Regions from separate parts of the Homo sapiens genome. Here region 2 is linked to region 1. A link is a loop called in an ENCODE intact Hi-C map of the cell type or tissue named here. Cell type or tissue: heart right ventricle. All regions are shown on one strand. Each heading gives the region's core, and the rest is flanking DNA. Links, peaks and the distances in the headings are about the cores only.

Region 1 (11,603 bases), core at 3,193-7,192:
ACTGGGTTAACAGAGGTCACGTAGTCTAATATTTTGTGAATCTATAAATCCCTCCATATAAGCTTGGCTATTTAAGTTCATTCGTTCATATATTTGTTTTACAAATGCTCTAGGCATTAAAAGTACAGCTGTGAACAACAGACCCCAGCCCCTTCCCTCACAGAGCTTCCATTCTAGCTTGTGTCAAGCGTTTTATTTGCTTACATGTCCCAGAAATAATCCATTTTCCAAAATGTCCCAGTGTGCCCTTGTTGTTGAACAATAGTATCAATTCAAGTCTTTTTTTTTCTTTTTCTTCTCTTTTTGAGACACAGTCTCACTTCATCACCTAGGCTGGAGTGCTGTGGCACAATCTTGGCTCACTGCAACCTTCACCTCCCAGGTTCAAGTGATTCTCATGCCTCAGCCTCCTGAGTAGCTGGGATTACAGGTGCGCATCATCACGCCTGGCTAATTTTTTGTGTTTTAGTAGAGACGGGGTTTTGCCATGTTGGCCAGGCTGGTCTCGAACTCCTGGCCTCAAGTGATCTGCCCACCCTGGCCTCCCAAAGTGCTGGGATTACAGGTGTGAGCCACTGCACCAGGCCTCAGCCTTTTTTTTTTTTTTTAAGTGAAGACAGACGAGTATCTAAATTATAATGTTTTCTTTAATGTGATTTGAAAGGACAACAGAAACCAGTTGTGGAATAATACAAATTTGCTTTATGCACTCTGAGTAAAAAGAGCAACAAATAGACCATAGATAATAATGACAAACTTAGTAAATGGCTTCCTAAAAGTATCGCAGTTTCGATTGTTCTTTTGTAGGGACAGTCTGGCAGCTGAGCATTAGTGATGAGTTGTTTCAAAAAGGCAGTCTCCGGGAAGTGTGACAGTGCATTTTAGAATCCCTTGGCACCGAATTAAAAAGAAATATACATCAGTAATTTTTTTTTGTTCCCCCCGCCGTCCCCCGTAAAGAAGGTAAATAATTCGGCATTCTCTCTCTGAAGTCCCTCAGGGTTTTGGCAGAGAAAGCAATTTCTCTGCATCCAGAATAACTATTTTAATGTTAGGATTTCAAAATACTGTCTTTTTTTTTTTCATTTTCTTTCTACTCACCCCACCCTTTATAATTAAAACAATCCAATCTTCCATGTTTGTAGAGTCCCTGGCCACACACACTTAAATCAAGCAGAGCAGCCTCTGAAGAGCTGATTGTCATTTGTTTCCCTTTTGAAGTGCATTCTGGTGAGGGCAGGAGCTGGCTGGCAGAGTGTTCCCTCAGCCAAGGCGGGACAGAGCTGCAGATGCTTTCAGCTGCCGTTTACTTTCTCACCTCCTCTGTTGGTTTATTCCACAGGCAAGCTGCAGGCCAAGGACCTAGAAGGAGAGGAGGTTTGAGGTTTGCTTCCTGGGACACCTTCAGCTCACAAATAATCATTTGTCTTTCACATCCTTACTTCTTCAGCTATTTTACACATCACCCGTCCTCCAGCTGCTAGGAAAGGGTATTTTTTAGCCCATAAATAATTACTCACTTCAGAGAGCTAGATAGTTGACCACAAACTCACCAAGAGATTCTTGAGCCCTTATTTTGCAAGTCTTTCCACCCCAAGCTTGGACATAGACAAAAATAAATTTGTTGGAGGAGGGTTGGGTCAGGGTCAGCAGGGAGAGCTTTCCTTCTGAAAAGTGCCCTTGAAATTGGAACTTGTAACTTTGCTTGATGGGTTGTGAATTCCTAGGACATGAGCTCCACTCATATACGTTGAAAACTATCATTGAATACATCCAGTTCATTCTGTTGCCCTGTTCAGGGAGGAAAACTATGTTCAGGAAAGTTAAATCGGCTGTTTCATTAAATTTCCTCTGAACTGTCTGAGGTAGAGGGGTTGGTCTTTCTATTTTATTGCTGGGAAAACAGGCTCGGAAAAGTGAAGTAACTTGCCCAGTTCTCACAGCCAGCAGGTGAAAGGGTTGACAATTTGAGGTCTGTCAACCTCAACCCTCAACTTTTCTTTCTCTGCCACACTGAGACTTTGCCACACTCTTAACTCTGAGCCTCAGTTTCCTCATCTGTAAAATGGAGACAATTGGGTTGTCACGAGGAAGAGATGAAATAACACGTTTTTCTTTTCTTTTCTTTTCTTTTTCTTTCTTTTTTTTTAGACAGAGTCTCATTCTGTTACCCACACTGGAGTGCAGTGGCACTATCTTGGCTCACTGCAACCTCCGCCTCCTGGGTTCAAGCAATTCTCCTGCCTCAGCCTCCCAAGTAGCTGGGACTACAGGCACATGCCACCATGCCCGGCTAATTTTTTTGTATCTTTAGTAGAAACAAGGTTTCACCATGTTAGCCAGGATGGGAAATAACATGTTAAAGGGCTTAGAACAGTGTTTCACACACAGTAAGCAATATGCAATTTTTAGCTAGTATCTCTGCCTCCCACACCATTTAACACTATCAGCAGCTTGTTCTGTTAACTGCGTCAATGTGCCAGGTCCATTATAAGTACGCTTTCTAATCTTTATAGCATCCCAGCAAGATCAGTCTTATAAACCACCTTTTTTTTTTCAGGTGAACAAACTGTCAAGAAAGGTTAAGAATTTAGTTCAAGATGCCACAACATGTAGTAACTGAACTGGGATTTGAACTCCAATCTTTCTGGTTCCAAAGACAGTTTTGCTCTTGTGCCATGCTGCCTTTTCGGTGCCAAGCTCTGGACCCCAACTTAAACCCCAACTACTGTTTCAGAAATCCGGTGGCTAATAGCCTGGAGAATTGAGAAGAAGGCAGTTCCTGCCCTGAACTGATAAGTAACTAGAAAGCCCTTCATCGTATCTGCCTCAAATCTAGGCTAGAAGAGATCTTCCTTCTTTCCTGTGACAGTTCATTAATAATTTGAGAGCCACTGTGTGCCCTTCTAGTCTTCCCCTGTGGTTAAATAGCCCCACTCTTCTTCATAGGATGTGATGCCCTGACCCCTCTCTATCCTGATTGGTCTCTGGTCACTCTTTGAAAAGATTTCAGTAAGATAAAGTGTTGGGTAGGGACCTGGATGCAGCCTTGCACTTGAAGGTTGATTGGAGGAAGAGGTCAGTTGGACTAGCTAGAGAAGCAATGATGACCTGCTTCTTGAGACAGAAAGCAGGTTTTGAGCTTGGTCTAGGAAACTGAAGGTTTGTTTGGAGGGCAGGGTGGACACAGAGGGGACCCTGGAAGGGATCTGTGAATATACATGTTTAACTGGAGCACAGTGGGAAATGAGTGACAAGCCAGCTTAGCGTTTGTTTTCCTGCCTCGACTAGAGGGAGCAGAGGAAGGAAGGGGTGCTGAGTGAAGGCAGCTGCACCACCGATGCTCAGCGGCAGAGGCCTTGAGTTATGCCCTCAGCCAGCCTTGACCAACTGTCACCCCTCTGTTTCCATGGAAGCTTACTTCATCCAGTGCCTGTCTTTGTCTTTGCTTCAGCTGCTTTAGTTTCATCCATTTTGACTGCTGCTGTTTGGTCTAAGTCAGACGTTTGCCTTTCATTTTTACCCACGCAAGGGTAGTGGATGTCATGTGGCAGTCCAAATCCTACTGGGTCTGGGCTTTAATTTTATACCTAAATTTAGTTTAAAACAAAACCCTCCCCTGTTTGGATGGCAACATGTTGGTGAGGTTAGCCCTTTTATTTTCAGACCTCGGGTTTTGTACAGTTTCTTTTTCTCTTTCAGTTCATGAGTTGGAATAGGGAAGTATTTTCATTCAAAAAAAGGCTAGAATTTTTAAAGTTCTAAATATAGAACTCGTATTATAAAATTTAAGTGAAGTAAAACATCTCACTACTTTCCATTTATATTCGAACAAATTTTATGTTATATAAAAATGGTTTATAAACCTCTCCTTGTTTAAAAAAAATTGTTTTCTTAGCCTTGGTGACCATTATGATGAATTTCACACTTTGGTTTAATCCCTCCAAGGTGAAAGTTGACCAGGAAGAAACCTCTCACCACTTAAAGTGGATCAGTTCCACATGACAGTGTGACTTTTAAAATTGTTTATTTTGTTTTTTTTGAGATTGGAATTCAGAAAATGAAATAATAATAATTCCTTCAGTATTTATTATGTGATCTTGAGTGCCTGGCACTGTTCTAAGCACCTTGTAGTGTTATCCCGTTTTATCATCACAGCAGCCTTCTTGGGTGGGTGCTCTTATTATCCCCACTTTACAAATGAAGAACAGAGGGTTAAATAACTTTCTGTTAGATAGCAGGACCAGGTTTCCAATTCAAGCATCTAGCTCCTGGCCACTCGGCCCTCCTGTTCATCCTATGTGAGGAGCAGGAAAGAGTGCAGCAGGACCATTTCTTGAGGATGGAGCCTGCACCTGGCTAGTTGGGTTGTATACAATAGGCTATTATTTCTCTCATATTTGTGGCTGAGGTGAGATTGCATGTTCTTAGTTTATATTTCCAAGTACCCACTGTATGCCTAGCACTGTTAAGGTAGTTGGGTACAGGAGTGAACATGACAAACAAGGCCCCTTCCCTCGTGGAGCTTACATTCTAGTAGGAAAGACAGAGAATGAAAACTTAAGTTGCACTGAAGAAAATTAATGCAGATTAAGAGACAGAAAATGACAGGGGTGAGGCCATTTTAGACAGGGGTGAGGTAGGAGCATCTCTGAAGAGATGGCGTCTGTAGGAGGCAGGCGTTAAGTGAGGGAATAAGCTTTAGGAAGACTCGAGGAACACCTTGCAAGCAGATAGAACAGTTGGCGCAGGTGCAGGAGGTGGGAGGAGCAGCAGAGAAACCAGGAGACTGGAAGGGGGTGAAGGAGGGGAGCACATCAGAGACATGGGAGGAAAGGGTGGCCAGGGCTGTTATGCAGGGTGTGGTGGTCTGCAGTGAGGACCTGCCTCTATTTACCATCCAGGTGGAACAAGAAGCAGGTCGCTTTAGAGCAGGGGGTCACGTGAGCTTCACTTTGGCTGCTATGTGGAATAACTTGTGACCTAAGAATGATTTTGGAATAATCTTAGACAAAGTGTCCTATTATAAATAATAACTTTCTAACTCAGACTGGCCTAATTTATATTTCAAAGCTATTATTCAGGCCGGGTGCAGTGGCTCACGCCTGTAATCCCAGCACTTTGGGAGGCCAAGGTGGGCAGATCATTTGAGGCCAGGAGTTCGAGACCAGCATGGGCAACATGGCGCAACCATATCTCCACTAAAAATACAAAAATTAGCTGGGCGTGGTGGCACATGCCTGTAGTCCCAGCTACTCGGGAGGCTGAGGCACAAGACTTGCTTGAACCCGGTAGGTGAAGGTTGCAGTGAGCTGAGATCACGCCACTGCACTCCAGCCTGGCTGAGAGAGTGAGACTCCATCTCAAAAAAAAAAAAAAGCAATCATTCCGGGTACATTCAACACCCTTTCTGATTTTTCTCTTATTTGTTAGTCAGTTGAAGGTAGAAAATGATACTGTGAGCCCCCTACAGACAGAAGGCGGCATTTGCCCTTAGGATGACTTGGTGATTAAGTCTTCAGGGTAGTTAGGGAAACATCAGTGCTGGAGACTAGAGCTTCTGTTCTCTTTGATTTAGAACAGATGGAACAAATGTGAAATGGCACAGTGAAACATTTCCTCCAATATAGTATAGGTTTTTCAGCTTTGGTTATCATAAATAATCCTTTAAATTTTATTTATATATTTTATTTATATATTTAGACACACACAAGCATTATTTTATGTTTTATTTACTGGAAATAGCTAGGAGTAATTTAAATTAATAGGAAAGTTTAGAACTATTTATTTTATATCTAATTTTTGATATTTGTTCTTATAATTTTATATATTATTACAGATAACAATTCATGTGTGTTATATATAGTGTATTTTTTTATCCCATGAAGTTCCAGAAATGATTCTTACCATATATAAATTTAGAACTCCTGGAAATTGCAGATTCAACTTGTATTTTTTTTTTCTTTTTTTGAGACAGAGTCTCGCTTTGTCGCCCAGGCTGGAGTATGGTGGTGCAATCTCGGCTCAATGCAACCTCCGCCTCCCCAAATTCAAGTGATTTTCCTGCCTCAGCCTCCTGAGTATCTGGGACCACAGGTGCATGCCACCACACCCGGCTAATATTTTGTATTTTTAGTAGAGACAGGGTTTCACCTTGTTAGCCAGGGTGGTCTTGATCTCCTGACCTCGTGATCCACCCGCCTCAGCCTCCCAAAGTGCTGGGATTACAGGTGTGAGCCACCGCCCGGCCTCAACTTGTATTCTTAAGACATATGTTGATAAAGTTTTTTCAATACAAAGGAATGCAGCCATCTCATCAACTTTTAAATTAAAAGTGTATTTGTTTAGAGGTAAACTCCCACATTTATTCAGAATGGTTGAAAAATGGAATATTCTAGTAAAGTTCATGTTTTTGGATAATGAGGGTTATGAGTCAAAAGATTCTTGCATTTATGGTTAATAAAGTATTAGAAATTTACCATTGATGAGATACATTTTTTCAAACTGTGGCTCAGGGTGTATGAGTGTGCTTGAGGGATGGGGACTGGTGGGACTCAGGCTTTTTATGCCAGATTCAATCCCTGTTGTTCCTTCTGAGGCTTTCAGGAAAACTTTGGTTGGATAATAAGGTTTCTAATGCACCCTGCCTGCCATGTTAAAAACAACTATCAGAAAATAATTTGATTTTTCTAGGTTTATTCAGAAGGCACTTCCAAGATTTAGATGATGAAAATCACTTTTTACCAAAAAAATCTCCAGTTTTTGGTTTGCTTTTTGTAGATTCCTGAATAAAATTTGTTAGTTAAGTATTTGATTATTTGCAATCTAGATGAACAGAAGTGAGCCAAAGACCCTTTCCAGCTAGATTTATTTCAGTATAAGTTAACAATACAGTTTTTTTTTAAATCAATCAGGTCTCTCATGGTTTGTAACAGTGCAACCAACTCTAGTAACTGAAAATTTTTATAGCCGATGACTTCACTAGGACTTGTCTAGACAGCAGCTACCCTCTAAAGTCACATCATGTTAGGGCTGGAAGAGATCTAACGAAGATACTGTAATTTAGAAGTCCTAAATGTTCTGTTTGCCATTGTAGCCATGGTTTTAGGGTTTGAGGGACAGTGAGACCAATGACTTCAGCATGGAAAGTGGGAAACTGATAGGCATAAATATGGGGAAAGGCCTAACCTTGGTTTGGGATGCAAATGTAAACATACAAAAGTATTCTCTGGAAACATCAGCAAATTTGAAAGGAATTTGATGTCTGGTTATGTTTGTCAAGATGGAGAGACTCCTGGAGATTATACCTAGAGAAAGTAGTTGCAGTCAGTAAATTTGTAGCCTTTTGGATAGACTCTTCTTAGCAATGTAATGCTAGCTTTTATAAAATAATGCTTGTATTATTTGTTTCTGCTAATGAAATCCATATGCTGTGAAACAGTTACTTGTCTGTGGGATTTGGATTGGATCTACATGGTTCCCCAACCTTCAGCATTTTAGTCAACAAAGTAGTCAAATAGATTGACTTTTTTGTTTTTTTGTTTTTTTTGAGACAGCGTCTCACTCTGTCACCCAGGCTGGAGTACAGTGTCGTGATCTCTGCTCACTTTAGTCTCAACCTCCCAGGCACAGGGCTCCTCCTGCCTCAGCCTCCCAAGTAGCACCACACCCAACTAATTTTTGTATTTTTTGTAGAGACAGGGTTTCACCATGTTGCAGGCTGGTCTCGAACTTGTGGGCTCCAGTGATCCGCCCACCTCGACCTCCCAAAGTGCTGGGATTATGGACGTGAGCCACCACCCCTGGCCACTGATTGACTTTTTAAAGTAAACTTTCAACTCATTGTTTTGCTTTCCTGTCTGTAAACATAAAACTGCCAGATGCAATTTAATGTAGAGCCTGGACTCTGTAATTCCACAGTTTTACTGGCCTGTAAGTGGCAAAGACCAGAATGTACTTTATAGTCCAGAGGAGTCTGATTGCTTTGATTGATGTAGATTTGGTTTGAGAACCTGAGATAGAAAAAGCCTTGTCTCTGACAAAGTGTTTTGAGAGGGCTTTCTATGATTTGGGTGTTTAAATAATTGCATGGGTGGGATGATTGCAACATTAAGTGCCCTTAGATCAAATAATAGCTGAGCTTCCCATTAACTTTGTGAATGTGAAGTGACTTATGTCTGTAAGACTTTCTTCGGAGAAAGAATACTAATGGTTGCCTGGTGATTTTGACTTGCTGGGAGTAAATACACAGTGCTTTGTATTTGGTGAAAAGTTTTGATGTGAAGTACACTTTGCTCCATGCCTTGTGACAATGAGTGCATGACTCTTGCTTCCCATTCTGACTGTAGGAAGCTGCCCTCTGTCGACAGCTCCCCATGGAAGCTGAGACTCTTGCCCCAGTTCAGGCTGCTGTCAACCCACCCACGATGACCCCAGACATGAGATCCATCACTAATAATAGCTCAGATCCTTTCCTCAATGGGTAAGTTAATATTTGGGGGCCACTTATTTTTATTCTCTTTATTATGTGATCTAGACTATAATAGGATCTTTGTTTACATTGGGAAGAGGTGGGGAGCTTGAGGGTTGAGGGTGAGAATAAAGGGAGGAAGTGGGAGGAGCTGGCAGAAAAAAGAAAAGCAGGGGAAATCATCTGCCTGTTAAAAAATTTCCAAATTAAAAAATTGGTGATAGGACGTAGAGTAAACCCCTAGTCAAGAATTTGAAAATGGGCATGAACTTATATTTTTAAACATGATGGTGTCGTCTAGTACTTATACTTGGAAGAATCTTCTGGTTTTATGTAACCAACAGGGGATAAAAGCATGCCATATGGCAAATTGAGAACAGAACAATTAAGAGATTATGTTCGGCCAGGCATGGTGGCTCATGCCTATAATCCCAGCACTTTGGGAGGCCGAGGTGGGCAGATCACCTGAGGTTGGGAGTTCGAGACCAGCCTGACCAACATGGAGAAACCCTGTCTCTTCTAAAAATACAAAATTAGCAGGGCATGGTGGTGCATGCCTGTAATCCCAGCTACTCGGGAGGCTGAGAATTGCTTGAACCTGGGAGGCGGAGGTTGCAGTGAGCCGAGATTGCACCATTGCACTCCAGCCTTGGCAACAAGAGTGAAACTCCATCTCAAAAAAAAAAAAAAGAAAGAAAAGAAAAGAGATGATGTTCAGGGTGAAATGTGAATAAGATCTATAGTTTAGTAAATAATATTCTACAGTGTCAGATTTCTGATTTTGGTAATTGCACTATGGTTATGTAAGATGTTATCACTGGGGAAGCTGGTGAAGGGTACATGGGAACGCTCTGTACTCTTGTTGCGTCTTCTATGTGAGTTTAAAATAATTTCACAATTTAAAAAGTAATTAAAACAAAGGAGCAAAAGGGAAAGAGAATTTAGCCAGAAATATCTTCATGAGCAGAAGTAGTTTTTAAATCAAATAAAAAGGGCAATTCTGTATTTCCTGTGCCTTTTATTCTGCCCTTGCAGAGACGTCTGGCAAACAAACAATACAATTATGAACATTATTAAAGATAGAGATAAAAACAAATAGTAGCTGAAATAATAATTAATGGAGGTTTTAAATTGTTGATTTTAAAGTATTTGAAACACAGAGAAGTACAAAGAATAACATGAATTACCCATGTACCCACTACCCAGATTTGCCATAGTTTTATTTAATCTTACTTTTTAACAAATAAAATATTACAATTAATATTTGAAGCCATCCCCCCACCACTGAAATCTCGTTTCTTTTCCCTTCTGTCCCCAGTGGTAGCCACTATTCAGAAACTGGCGTGTGTCCATCACACAGACTTTTATACCCCTTACTGCCCGTTAGTGTATGTATCCATAAGCAATATTCAACATAGTTTTTGTTTTTTTTTTTTAAAGTTTTACATAAATGGTGTCATACTCTGTATGTTGAAGAATGTTCAAATGGTTATTTTGAGGTGAAAAGGAAATCAATGTCAATTTACTGTGAATGGCCACACATGATTATTTTCATTTTCATGAGGGTATGTATTTCAAAATTAAAACTTTCCTTCCTCCCTAACCTGGAAAGTTGGGCAGCATGGCACAACTGCACTAGTTTAGAGCTTTTGTGACTGTGTTTTAATTTTGAGATTTATTTAGTGGGCTCATATTGAAGTTTCTTCATCTTTTGCTTTGCAGAGGGCCATATCATTCGAGGGAGCAGAGCACTGACAGTGGCCTGGGGTTAGGGTGCTACAGTGTCCCCACAACTCCGGAGGACTTCCTCAGCAATGTGGATGAGATGGATACAGGTAGGAGCAAAGCCTGCAAGCACTTACAATGGGTTTGTGTTTTTTAAATGATCTCTTCGGTTATCTCAATTTTATTTTTCTTTTATTTTATTTTTATAATTTCAACTTTTATTTTATATTTGGGGGTACATGTGCAGGTTTGCTACATGGTTATGTGATGCCGGGGTTTGGGATACGATTGCTCTCGTCACCCAGGTAGTGAGCATAGTACCCAATAGTTTGTTTTTCACCCCTTGTTCCTCCCCACTCCCAGTAGTCCCGAGTGTCTGTAAAAATGTTGAAAAAAAAAAAAATGGAATGCTTCATGAATTTACATGTCATTCTCATGCAGGGGCCATGCTAATCATTCCAGTTTTAGTATAGGTGCTGCCAGAGCGAGTACGGTCATCTCAATTTTAAAATCCAACCAGAAACACTCAATCTCAACGACAACATAAAATAACAGCTGAAAAGCCACTGAACCCCCAGGCACTATTAATAAACTGTAGCCCCTTCCTCATAGATTATACAAGTATAGTTTTACATCTGGGCGCAGGATTTTAAATTCTGTTGTTTTTTTTTTTTAATTCATCTTTGCTCCATATAGTCCCTTCCTCACAATTGCATCAAGACACCACTGTTTGTTTGCCATGTTTCCACATTGGGGTATTTATGCTGTTCTAGTTTTTAGTTGTAATATATGGGCCACCCTTTCTCCTGGAAAGTGACACTGGTTTATAGTTCTAGTATCCAATTTTTTTCATGTCATTCACTGCATTTGAAAAGCAATTGGCAGTGGGTATTTGGAATGCTGAGCAACTCAGAGGATTCAAAATTGTCACTTCCAAGTTCCAACATGGTAACGACATCCTCCCTCAGGAATTAAAGAGAAGAGAGTCAGGGTTACTCTTACCTTGTCCCCAGCCTGTGCATCCTTCAGGTCCAGCCTCACCAGGCTTCCCGATTACCTTTCTTTTTCTCCTTTTCTCAAGGAGTGAGACTTCCAATTGCAGAAACTGAAGTTAGTCTTATTAGCCTTACCTAGACTTAATTATGAAAGTCATAAACTCTAAGAAGATATTCTAGAACCAAAAATAAATGACAGCCAGGGTGTCCACTATTTGGAGTTATTCATGAAAGTTCCTTCTCCATTATCATTGACGAAAGTAATTGTTTTGTGTTGAAAATAAAAAATTCCTTCCCCCAAAGTGTTTGCCATAGTGCCTGTAGTTTTTTACACTCTACTCTTTGATGGCTTCTCTTTGTGTTGTGAGTCTAAATTGTTGGAAAGATCAAGAGTCAAACTCATAGCCAGGTGT
Region 2 (11,603 bases), core at 3,373-7,372, 190 kb before region 1:
GAAATTAACCAACACACTCTTAAATAACAAATTAATAAAAGAAATCATAATGGAAATTACAATGTACCTAGAGACAAATGAAAATGAACACACATGATACCCAAACTTATGGAACACAGAGAAAGTAATGCAAAGGGGAATATTTATAATAAATTCAAAATTTACATTAAATAGCTTACATTAAAAAAACAATAAATGTCTTAAATCAACAACCTAAACTTAAAACTTAAGAAACTAGAAAAAGTAAAAGAAACTAAACCCAAAGCTAGTAGGAGGAATAAAATAATAAAGATTAGAGCAGAGATAAATGAAATAGAGAATAGAAGAAGAATAGAGGAAAATAATAGAAGAATAATAGAGAAATCTGAAGATGGTTCTTCCAAAAGATCAACAAAATTGACAAGCCTTTAGCTAAATGGACTAAAGAAAAAGAAGACTCAAATTATTAAAATCAGAAATTAAAGTGGGGACATTATTACCAAATCTACAGAAATAAAAAGGATTTTAAGAGAGCAATTGTACTTCAACAAATTGGATAACCTAGATGAAATAGACAAATTTCTAAAAACACACAACCTATCAAGACTAAGCCACAAAGAAATAGAAAATCTGAATAAACCTGTAGCTAACAAGAAAGTTGAATCTCTTATAAAAGACAGTGATTTAAAATATCCCATGAAATAAAATCCCTGCACAGTGGCATGCAACTGTAGTCTCACCTACTCAGGAAGCTGCAGTGACAGGATCGTTTGAGCCCAGGAGTTCAAGACCAGCCTGGGCAACATAAGAAACCCCATCTCTTAAAAGAAAAGAAAAGCCCTGGATCTGATGGTTTTACCAGTGAATTATACCAAACATTTAAAGAACTAACACCAATCCTTCTCAAACTTTTCCAAAAAAATTGAAGAGATTACACCCTAACCCAGTCTATTAGGCCAGCATTACCCTGATACCAAAGCCAGACAAAGACTCTACAAGAAAAGAAAACTAATAGACCAATATCCCTTATGAACATTGATGCAAAAATATTCTGAACAAAATATGAGTAAACTAAGTGCAACAGCATATTTAAAAGATTATACGCTATGGCTAAGTGAGGTTTATTCCTGGAATGCAAGGATGATTCAATCTATGAAAACTGATCAATGTAATACACCACATTAACAGAATGAAGGGAGAAAGCCACATGATCATCCCAAGTGGTGCAGAAAAAGCATTTGACAAAATTCAACATCCTTTCATGGTAAAAATGCTCAGTAAACTCTGAATAGAAGGAAACTAACTCAACATAACAAAAGCTGTCTGTGAATAACCCACAGCAAACATCATACTTAATGGTGAAAGACTGAAAGCTTTTTCTCTAAGATCAGAAACAAGAAAAAAATTTCCACTTTCACCGTATAGCATTGGAAATGCTAGACATAGCAATGAGACAAGAAAAAGAAATGAAAGGCATCTAAAATGGAAAAAAAGAAGTAAAATATCCCTGTTTGCAGATGACATGATCTCATATGTAGAAAACCCTGAAGATTCCACACACAAAAAAGTTACAATTAATAAATTCAGCAAAATAGCAGGATACAAAGTCAACACACAAAAATCAGTCGCATTTATATACACAAACAATAAACAATCTGAAAAAACTTAAGAAAACAATTCCATTTATAATAGCATCAAAAATAATAAAGTACCTAGGAATTAACTTTACCAAGGATGTAAAAAATCTATGTACTGTAAAGTACAAAATATATCTGAGAGAAATTAAAGAAGACATAAATAAATGGAGAGCTATTTCATGTTCACGGATTGGAAGACTTAATATTGTTAAGATTTCAACACTACCCAAAGTGATCTACAGATTTAGTGTGGTTCCTATCAAACAAGTAGGTTTTTTTTTTGCAAAAATAGGAAAACAAATCTTAATATTCATATGAAATTTCAAGGAACTCTAAATAGTCAAAATAATCCTAAAAGAGAAGAACAAAGCTGGAGGACTCACACTTACTGATTTAAAAATTTATAATAGGTAATAGTAATTAAGACAGTGTGGTAGTGGCATAAAGACCACACATAAAGACCAATGAATACAATAGAGAATCCAGAAATAAATCTTCAAATATATGGTCAAATGATTTTTGGTAAGGGAACCATGATTATTCAATAAGAAAAGGACAGTCTTTTCAACAAATGGTGCTGAGAAAACTAGATATTTACATGCAAAATAATGAACTTTTACCTTTACCTAATACCATACGCATAATTTAGCTCAAAGTAGATCCATGGCCTAAATGTAAGCCCTAAAACTATAAAACTCTTAGAAGAAAACATAAGGCAAAAACTTCACGACATGGGATTAGGCAGTGATTTTGTGTGATGACACCAAAGGCACAGGCAACAAAAGAAAAAAACAGACAAATTGGACTTCATGAAAATTTAAAAATTTTATATCAAAAGACACTATCAACAGAATAGAAAGACAGCCTACAGAATTTGAGAATATATTTACACGTCATATATCTGATAAGGGATTAGTATCCAGAATATATGGAGAACTCCTAAAACTCAACAACAAAAATACAAACAGCTCAATTCAAAAATGGGTGAAGGACTTGAATAGATATTTGATACTTCTCCAAGAAGATATACAAATGGCCAATCAGCACATGCAAAGATGCTCAGCCTTACTAATCATTATGGAAATGCAAGTCAAAACTATAGTGAGAGCCACCTGGACACCCTTAGGATGGCTACTATCAAAGCAATAGAAAATAAAATGTGTTTGCAGGGTATGTGGAGAAAATAGAATCTTTGTGCCTGTTTGGGGGATATAGAATGGTATAACCACTGTGGAAAGCAGTATGGTGGTTTCTCAAAAAATTAAAAATAGATTTACCATATGATCCAGCAGTGCCATACTCAGAAGAATTAAAAGCAAAGTATCAAAGATATTTGTATGCTCGTGTTCATACAGCATTACTTACAATAGCTAAAACATTGAAGCAACCCAAGAGGCCATTGACAGATGAATGAAAAAGCAAAATGTGATATATACTTACAATAGAATATTGTTCAGCCTTAAGGCTGGGCACAGTGGCCACGCCTGTAATCCCAGCACTTTGGGAAGCCGAGGCAGGTGGATCACCTGAGGTCAGGAGTTCAAGATCAGCCTGACCAACGTGGTGAAACCCTGTCTCTACTAAAAATAAAAAAATTAGCTGGGCTTGGTGGCTGACGCCTGTAGTCCCAGCTACTCAGGAGGCTGAGGCCCAAGAATCACTTGAACTCGGGAGGCAGAGGTTGCAGTGAGCCCCAAGATGATGCCACTGCACCCCAGCCTGGGCAACAGAGTGAGACTCGGTCTCAAAAAAGAAAAAAAAAAAAAGAAAAAGAATATTATTCAGCCTTAAAAAGGAAGAAAATTCAGGCCAGGCATGGTGCCTCACATCTGTAATCCCAGCCCTATGGGAGGCCAAGTCAGGCAGATCACTTGAGGTCAGGAGTTCAAGACCAGCCTGGCCAACATAGTGAAATCCCATCTCTACCAAAAATACAAAAATTAGCCAGGCGTGGTGACAAGCACCAGTAATCCCAGCTCCTCAGGAGGCTGAGGCAGGAGAACCGCTTGAACCTGGGAGGCAGACGTTGCACTGAACCGAGATCATACCACTGCACTCCAGCCTGGGCAACAGAATGAGACCCTGCCACAAGAAAAAAAAAATGAAGAAGAAGAAGAAAGAAAATTCTGAGGCATGCTACAACATGGATGAACCTTGAGGACATTAGGCTAAGTGAAATAAGCCAGTCACAAAACAACAAATACTATATGATCCCACTTTTATGAAGTACTTAAAGTAGTCAAAATCATAGAGACAGAAAGTAGAATGATGGTTGCCAGGGGTAGCAGGAAGGGAGCAATGAGTTGTTGTTTAACGGGCATAGAGTTTCAATTTTGCAAGATGAAAAGAGATCTGGAGATGGATGCTGGTGATGTTTGCACAACCATATGAATATACTGAATGCCACTCAGCTGTGCACTTAAAAATGATTAAGATAGTAAATTTTGTTACATATATTTTACCATAATAAACTTTGGGTAAAAAATTAAAATGAAAAGAACCAAAGTGAGATAGCAGAGGACCCTGTGAGCTGTTGAGCCTGTGTGAACAGAGACTAGTGGCCCTCATGGCATGTGGCTGAATGAGTGGTTGGTAACGATCTCCTGCTTTCTACTATCTGTTTCCTTTTCTTCCTCAGTTTTTTTCTTAATCTGCTTCCTTGAGAAAACAATCCTGCTTCTTTGAGATACAAAATTCCAAGTTTGATGTGGTGATTATGGGGAAAAAAAGAACGTAAGGTCACAATGAGAAGATGGGACACTATGGAAGGCCCTTTAATTTTCTAATAGTCACATAGACTTTAAAAAATAGTCTCTGGGGTCTGGTAACTTGGTAATGTCATTGAGTTATTATAAAAGAGTAAGCAATTTTATAATATATTTGTTTAGGGATATAATTTTGTATAATTTCCCTTGTTCACTTATTTTTCAGTATAAATCAGCCTTGATGATATGATCATTTCTATTTTTTTCTAAAATTAGAATAATAATAATACCTGTTTTATTAATGGTGATATAAAATCTAGGAGAAAAACATGAATGAATACTCACAAGTATTTACTACTTGTGAGTAGTAGAAAACATGTGAATACTAACAAGCTACCATAGTCTTGTTCCTGAATTTCCATAAGAGAGACCTTCCAAATGTATGAATTTTTATGTCTATATCTTAAGCCAAGAATATCCTTCTTCACTATACCCACCCTACACCTAATCAGGAAATTTTCAAAGTCTTTCAACATATTTCATATTCACAAATTGCTTATGTTGGATCATCACCCTTGTCCTTCACTTCTTGGGCACCAGAGGGCATACATCTTAAATCTCACTTTCTCAGAGACACAAATCCTTTTTCCCTCCACTGCAGGATTTTCTCCTCTGGATTTGCTCTGGCACCTCGAAGAAGCTTAGGGGAACAGTTCAGCTTTGCTCTTCCTGATAATTAGTGGCTTTCCTGATGGTGTGGTTCAACACACCCACCAGAGACGGAAGGTAATGATTACTCAGGAGACCTGCTTCCTTTATCAATCTGCACAATCAAAAGAATTGTCCTTGAAAATAGTCTTTGTAGACCATTAGTTCATAATCTTTTTTGTTTGTTTGTTTGTTTTGCTAACTTTTCATTGTTTTTAGGCTGAAGATAGCCTAAAATTGTATTCATTACTTTAGCCTTCGAAGCTTATAAAGTGAGATAATAGAAGTGAAACTGCTTTCGAACGGGAAAGAAGCACCATATAATTGCAAAGTAGAATTACCTTTAGGAGAAATGTTAACCAGACAAGGCCAGTCTGTCACCCACTGGGGAGTCGCACAATCTCAGCTCGCTGCAGCCTCAACCTCCCCAGCTCAAGCAATCCTCCCACGTCAGCCCCCAGATAGCTGGGACTACAGGCATGTGCCACCTAAGTTTTTTATTTTTTATAGAGACAGGGTTCACCCTATGTTGCCCAGTCTGGTCTCGAACTCTGGGCTCAAGTAACCCGCCCACCTCAGCTTCCCAAAGTGCAAGGATTAGAGGTATGAGCTGCTATGCTTGGCCCATAATTTTTGATTCTTGTGACTGTATGCCCACATTTTTTTTCTTATGATTTCTCTGTAGATCTGTCCTTATAAAAATTTTTATTTTCTAAACTTGTTAATTCTTCTGGACATATCCTAAACTACACATTTAGAGCCACCCAAGTAGCCATCCATCCACTTATGAAATAATATGAGTATTAAGAAATCTAGAAATTAAATTTAAAAAATAAAATATGACTTTTTGTTTGTTTACTATTAAAAAACAGGTCTCAACAATCAATAAGTAAATGATTCTAAGAGAAAATGTTAAAATATAATTTTTTTTTCCCTAATACCAGATAAGAATATTTTTATTTTCCTTTGGGCCATCCCTCAATCACAGTATATTCAGAGTAGTTTTCAAATTTTGTAGGATTGTTTTTATCTTTCTGTGGCTTTGACAAGTATCAAGTATGGGTAGATTTAGTTGAAAAGGTAAGTAGGCCACAGAGCATCAGAACAATTTCTTTATTTTATTTTATTATTTTTTTTTGAGATGGAGTCTCCCTTTGTCACCCAGGCTGTAGTGCAGTGGTGTGATCTCGGCTCACTGCACCCTCTGCCTTCCAGGTTCCAGCAATTCTCCTGCCCAGCCTTCTGAGTAGCTGGGATTACAGCTGTGTGCCACCATGCCTGGCTAATTTTTGAATTTTTAGTAGAGACAGGGTTTTACCATGTTGGCCAGGCTGGTCACAAACTCCTGCCCTCAAGTGATCCACCCATCTCGGCCTCCCAAAGTGCTGGGATTACAGGCATGAGCCACCACGCCAGGCGCAGAACAATTTCTGAATTCAAAACAAATAGCCCTGAATAGTAAATTCTCTCTTCACTGAATAGAGAATTCATGTTCAATGTTTTGTCAATGTTTTCATTGTAGGCAAACCTGAGACCAATTTTCTTAGGAAGACAATGCCATAAATGTTGATGAGGCTCCCTAGTTAACCCCCACCCCAAACCAAACCAAACAAGACTTTTTATCCAGTTAAATATGTTGTAGTCCCCTCTGAGATCCCCATCACTCTTTGCTATTCATATTTTTACTATTTTTGTGATTAGCATAAGTATTAGAAAGAGAAATTAATATCTGCAGAGCACTTTATCCACATGTACTAAGTTGTACTTATATCCCAACTCTATGTGAGGTATATGTATGAAGTACTGTTGTTCTGGGATCTTTGGGATTGGGATGTCGCTTTTCTGGCCGGAAATCTCTTTGGCTGGTGGTGCCTTTGCCCAAGTTTTCTCAGGCCCTCTGGGCTTGTTCCGCCCACTCGGCCTGGCAGGCTGTGCTCAGCTCATGCTACTGGCCCTTGATCACACCTCTAAGGGAGACTGAGTCAGGTGTGGAGCGGCAAGGGATGTGTAAGCAAGCGTGGGATCCGGCCACTGCGCACAAATACGCCGGCTGCTGCCAGGGGGCAGGCAGTTCCGAGTGCTGGCACGGGTGCCAGCGCTCTGTGAGGCTATGCTGGACCAGGCACACTGCAAGCAACTTCCCCAGCTGGCACCGGAAAATGCAGTGACGCCCAGAAGCTTGACACCCAGAAGCTTGGAGATGCCTGCAACTGCAGGCCCCCAAAGAGGGAGTCACAGCCCTGGCTTGGGGAGCTCCCAGGTCTGGGCTCCCTGAAGGGCCGCAGGTGTTCTCTCCTCTTCACCCACAACATGGTGGACAAGGGGCATGTTTCAGCCCTGTTTGTGTCACAGCTCTTTTAGCCTTGCCATTTGGTGGGTCCCGAGTTCTTGTTCTTCCACACAGACAAGTAGAGGGTGAGCAAGGCGAAGAGGAGCTTTATTGAGAAACAGAATAGCTCAGAGGAGACCTGCAGTGGGCAGCTTCTTTCCATAGCCAGGGTGTCCCGACGAGTTTTCAGCTGTCAGCAGAGAGGGTAGCTCCTCTCTGCAGCTAGTCCTCCCACCATCTCCTCGGCTCCTCTCTGCAGCTGGTCATCACCTTGTCTCCCTGTCCTCTCTCCATCCTCTCTTCCGAGTCTGACTGACTCTGGGGGTTTTTAATGGGCCTCAGAGGGTAGGAAGTGTGTGCTGATTGGTCCATGGGTGGCCGTGGATGGGCCCAGGGAAAAGCACCACACGTTCCCACTCTGGTCCGTGGGACTGGCAGCCCAGCCCCCAGGCTTCAGGCCCCCCTTGGCTTGAAGGTAGGAGTTTCCTGGGGACCCACCCCATTCTGCCCAGGAGCCTATCTGCTTCCTGCTGCTGTTCATGGTGCCCAGGCTGTTCTTGCCAAGGGGCACCTGCAGGCCAGCGCCAGGCTGTCCTCAGCACCCCCTGGTCTCCCTCCCATGTTCATTAGTTCCCAAAGTCCAGAGAGGGCAGAGATGACAGGGGCCGGGTGTCTCAGCGGTGCCCTGAGCCTGCGCACACCCAGCCAGGCTGCAACAGCGCCCGGGCTTGGCCCCATCCTTGCTCTGAGATCCGAGGGGGCGCTGGGAGCGGGGAGAGGCTAGACACTGGGAGCAGACCCCTCTGAGCCTACCGGGGCAAGGGTGGCCTTCCTGGGCCCCTGAGAGTTCAGAGATGCCTGGTTCTGCAGTCGCAGCTCGGCGTCTGCAGCTGGGTCCAGGAGGGCGGGGCTCCTGCCTGCTCCCAGCCCCTAAGCACAGGGAGGCAGGGGTCCATGTCCACAGCGGTGTCTTGGGTGGCTGCAGCCGCACCCGAAAGGTCCAGGCTGCTGCCTGCTCCCGGCTCCCGCTGGCTTCATGAAGGTGACACCGCCCCAGGCCCAGCTCCGCCTTGGGTTCCCTCTCTGCCCACCCCTTCACGTCCGACCGCACTGCTCTTCTGCCAGCAGGCAACTCGGCCTGGCCCCATCACGGCGGCTGCCAGAGCGGTGGGATCTGGGGGGCTCCCAGGGCAGGCTCCAGAGACTATCATCTCCTCCCCGCAGCCTCCCCGCAGTGGTGGCCAGCAAAAGCAGCGACGTGGGGCCAGGGTCCAGAGCAGCAGAGGCTCTGGGCCTGGGATCAAGTCCCACCCAACTGCACGAGGGTTGGGCAACAAAGTCGAAGTCCGCTGCCTCAGGGATGCGTGCCACAGGGGTCACACCGCTGCCACTGTCACTCCCACAGCCGCTCCCTCCATTACTGCCCATGCCCCTCTGCTGCTGCTATCACTGTGATCCTTATAACTGGCTCAGATAAGTTAAATAAACAGATTTAAAAATTCAAGACGTAGGACGGGCGCTGTGGCTCATGCCTGTAATTCCAGCACTTTGGGAGGTGGAGGCGGGTGGAGCACCTGAGGTCAGGAGTTCGAGACCAGCCTGGCCAACATGGCGAAACTCTGTCTCTACTAAAAATACAAAAATTAGTCGGGCGTGGTGGCGGGTACCTGTAATCCCAGCTACTTGGGAGGCTGAGGCAGGAGAATCGCTTGAACCCAGGAGGCAGAGGTTGCAGTGAGCTGAGATTGTGCCACTGCACTCCAGCCTGGGCAACAGAGCGAGACGCCGTCTCAAAAAAATAAAAACAAAAAAAATAAATAAATTAATAAAATAAAATAAAAATTCAAGATGTACATTATTATGGAAGAGAATTCATGGTTTTATTTTTTTCAGAATTGGCATAGACAATCCTGAATTTCTAACGGTTTATGTGTGAAAATGTTTTTTTAAAGTCAAATATTTTAACTTAATTATATTTTTAAATGAATACTGAGTGCATGGAAAAATATATTCTGGACTTCAGTTCCTCAAACCCCACCTTCACCTGCAAATCATAAGTTTTAGACCCTTTTCTTTTCTGAGTATTACCTTTTCTCTCCACCTACATTCCCTGCTAACCAGGATAGTCACTCTCATACGCAGCAGATGTGAAGCCAAATGTTTGGGAGACAGTGTGGGTGGAGAGAAAAAGTGTAGCCTTGAGCATCAGACACATCTTACCTTACTTAATTTACAGCATGCCCTTGAGCAAATGTTGTAACTGACTGAGTCTCAGTTTCCACTTTTGCGAATGTCATAATAATAATATCTATATCTTGCAGTTATTTTGAGGATTAAATGAGATATCATTTATATTGTCCTGAAGTGTAATTGGTTTCAAAATACTTTCCACCCTTGCTAGTAGTAAAATGAGTAATATTTAGCAATAAATTACTTTGCACTTCAGTTGTGGTTTAGAGTAGTGTGAAAGCTTAGATTGTTACTATTCCATAGGAATTAGCTCCTGGTTTTGGCCTGAGACTGACTAATGTCTAATCCTCAAAATTCCTATTCATAAGGTTCAATAATAAGCAGATGGGTTACACAACCCTAATTTTGCAGGTCGCACTTACTTTTCCTCTTGATATAAGTTTTTGTCAGCAACTAAAAACATCCAGTTTAGTGAAAAAGTGTGATCAATATATAACAACACAGGAATTGTCTAAGAAGAATTCAGGAACAAGAGAATGTTGGGTAAATCGTAGGCTGATCATGAGAGAGCCACAGCTATAGAAAAAATCTGATTTAGAGAAATGATAATTTTTTGTGTTTTCTCTTACCCCTTCCCTCCCTTTAGTTCCCAATAATTTTATTTTATAGCAAAGATACTTAAAATAAAATTTTATTTTATAGCAAGGATAGGGTCTTGCTTTGTTGCCCAGGCTGGAGTACAGTGGCTATTCACAGGTGTGGTCATAGTGTACTACAGCCTCGAACTCCTGGCCTCAATCCTCCCACCTCAGCCTCAAAAGTAGGTTGGACTACAGATACACATTACCAATTTTAAATTTTAAAATGTAAAATTAAAATTTTGCCTTTCTTCACTTTTCTTTCTTTCCATTACTTAAACTTCATTTGACATTTATACAATCAAGAAATACAAACTGAGTCCTTACTACATGTCAGAAACTTGTAGAATACAATAATAAGTGAAACAGCCAGTCTTTGATTTCAAGAAGTTAACATTGGTTGGGAAGGCAGATAACTAGAGGTAAGTAACAATAAATAAAAAAGATGATTTCAGAGAATGCTAAATATTAAGGAAAATAAAGTAAATATGACAGAGAGTAACCAAGGAGCATCTTTAGATTGGGTGGTCAGAGAAGGCTTTCTAAAGAGAGCTTGAGCTAAGACCTGGCTGATAGGTCTGAGCCATTTGAAAATGTGGCAGGAAAATGTGATGCACAGAAGCCAAGAGAAGAAAATGTTTTAAGAAAGAGAGACTGGGCAATTGAATCTGCTGATAAAATAGGTGAGATGAAAACCAGAAGTGATTATTAAAGTTGGCCTTTGGTGACCTGGGCAAAAGCAGGGACAGTGGTGTGATCTGGGTGCAAGTTCAGCTGCTGAGGCTAAGAGAAGAATTCTGCCAAATGGAGAAACTAGTGATCAGGTTGTATATGCCCAGAAGCTGGCTAGATTGTTCTTTATAAAATAAAGTAAGCTCTAGTACCCCTAGTACCTCACAAAACAAATGCATCTACTTGGTTTGTATCACTTCTGACAAGTTGTGTTAATAATAATAGTAGAATTATTTATTATTTTACTACTGATTTCATATACTTTTGACTATTATATCAAGATCCTGAATTTTCCTTTTTTAATTCAACTTAATAATTTTTTAAACTTTTACTTTTGTAGAGACAAGATCTCGCTGTGGTGAGCAGGCTGGTCCTGAACTTCTGGGCTCAAGCCACCTTGGCCTCCCAACCTGCTGGGATTACAGGCACAAGCAACCACATCCAGCCTCCCTTTTTTTTTTTTTTTTTTAGCAAGTGTGTGAAACCCTACGCTTCTGTCTCCTCTTCACCCCTTCCCATCTTCTTTCCTAACTGTGCCCGTAAATGAATATATAATCAATTTGGGTGGAGTTTATCACTGAAAGCTTCCTAAACTGGGGAGTAAATCAGTTTGGCACAGTGGTTATGAGAGCAGATTTTGGCTGTGACCTGGCTTTATATGCTGGCTCTACTCTTTACTACATAT

Evidence for each region. Peaks named below come from ENCODE experiments on the same cell type or tissue, not always from the same donor. Only the 100,000 strongest peaks of a DNase experiment are listed, where the experiment ranks them.
Region 2: a loop joins it to region 1, with 4 times the contacts of the local background. A loop is called at or near these places in 93 of 110 quality-filtered maps.

Annotation. Positions count from the first base shown.
Region 1 is chr3:149,524,715-149,536,317 of GRCh38, reverse strand. WWTR1 (WW domain containing transcription regulator 1) reads left to right here. Exons shown (of 7, transcript NM_015472.6): 5 at 8,349-8,482; 6 at 10,193-10,305. It also overlaps the pseudogene RNU6-1098P. Among named protein-coding and RNA genes, the nearest start is that of TM4SF4, 56 kb to the right of the region's middle. In heart right ventricle, for the core only: a CTCF peak has its summit at 5,485; a DNase peak (open chromatin) is centred at 5,447; H3K27ac peaks cover 1,541 bases.
Region 2 is chr3:149,710,946-149,722,548 of GRCh38, reverse strand. It overlaps a transcript of WWTR1 not described here. Among named protein-coding and RNA genes, the nearest start is that of COMMD2, 36 kb to the left of the region's middle. RefSeq lists enhancers at 8,142-8,641, 8,642-9,143. In heart right ventricle, for the core only: a CTCF peak has its summit at 4,910 (motif pointing right); a DNase peak (open chromatin) is centred at 4,948; H3K4me3 peaks cover 615 bases; H3K27ac peaks cover 508 bases.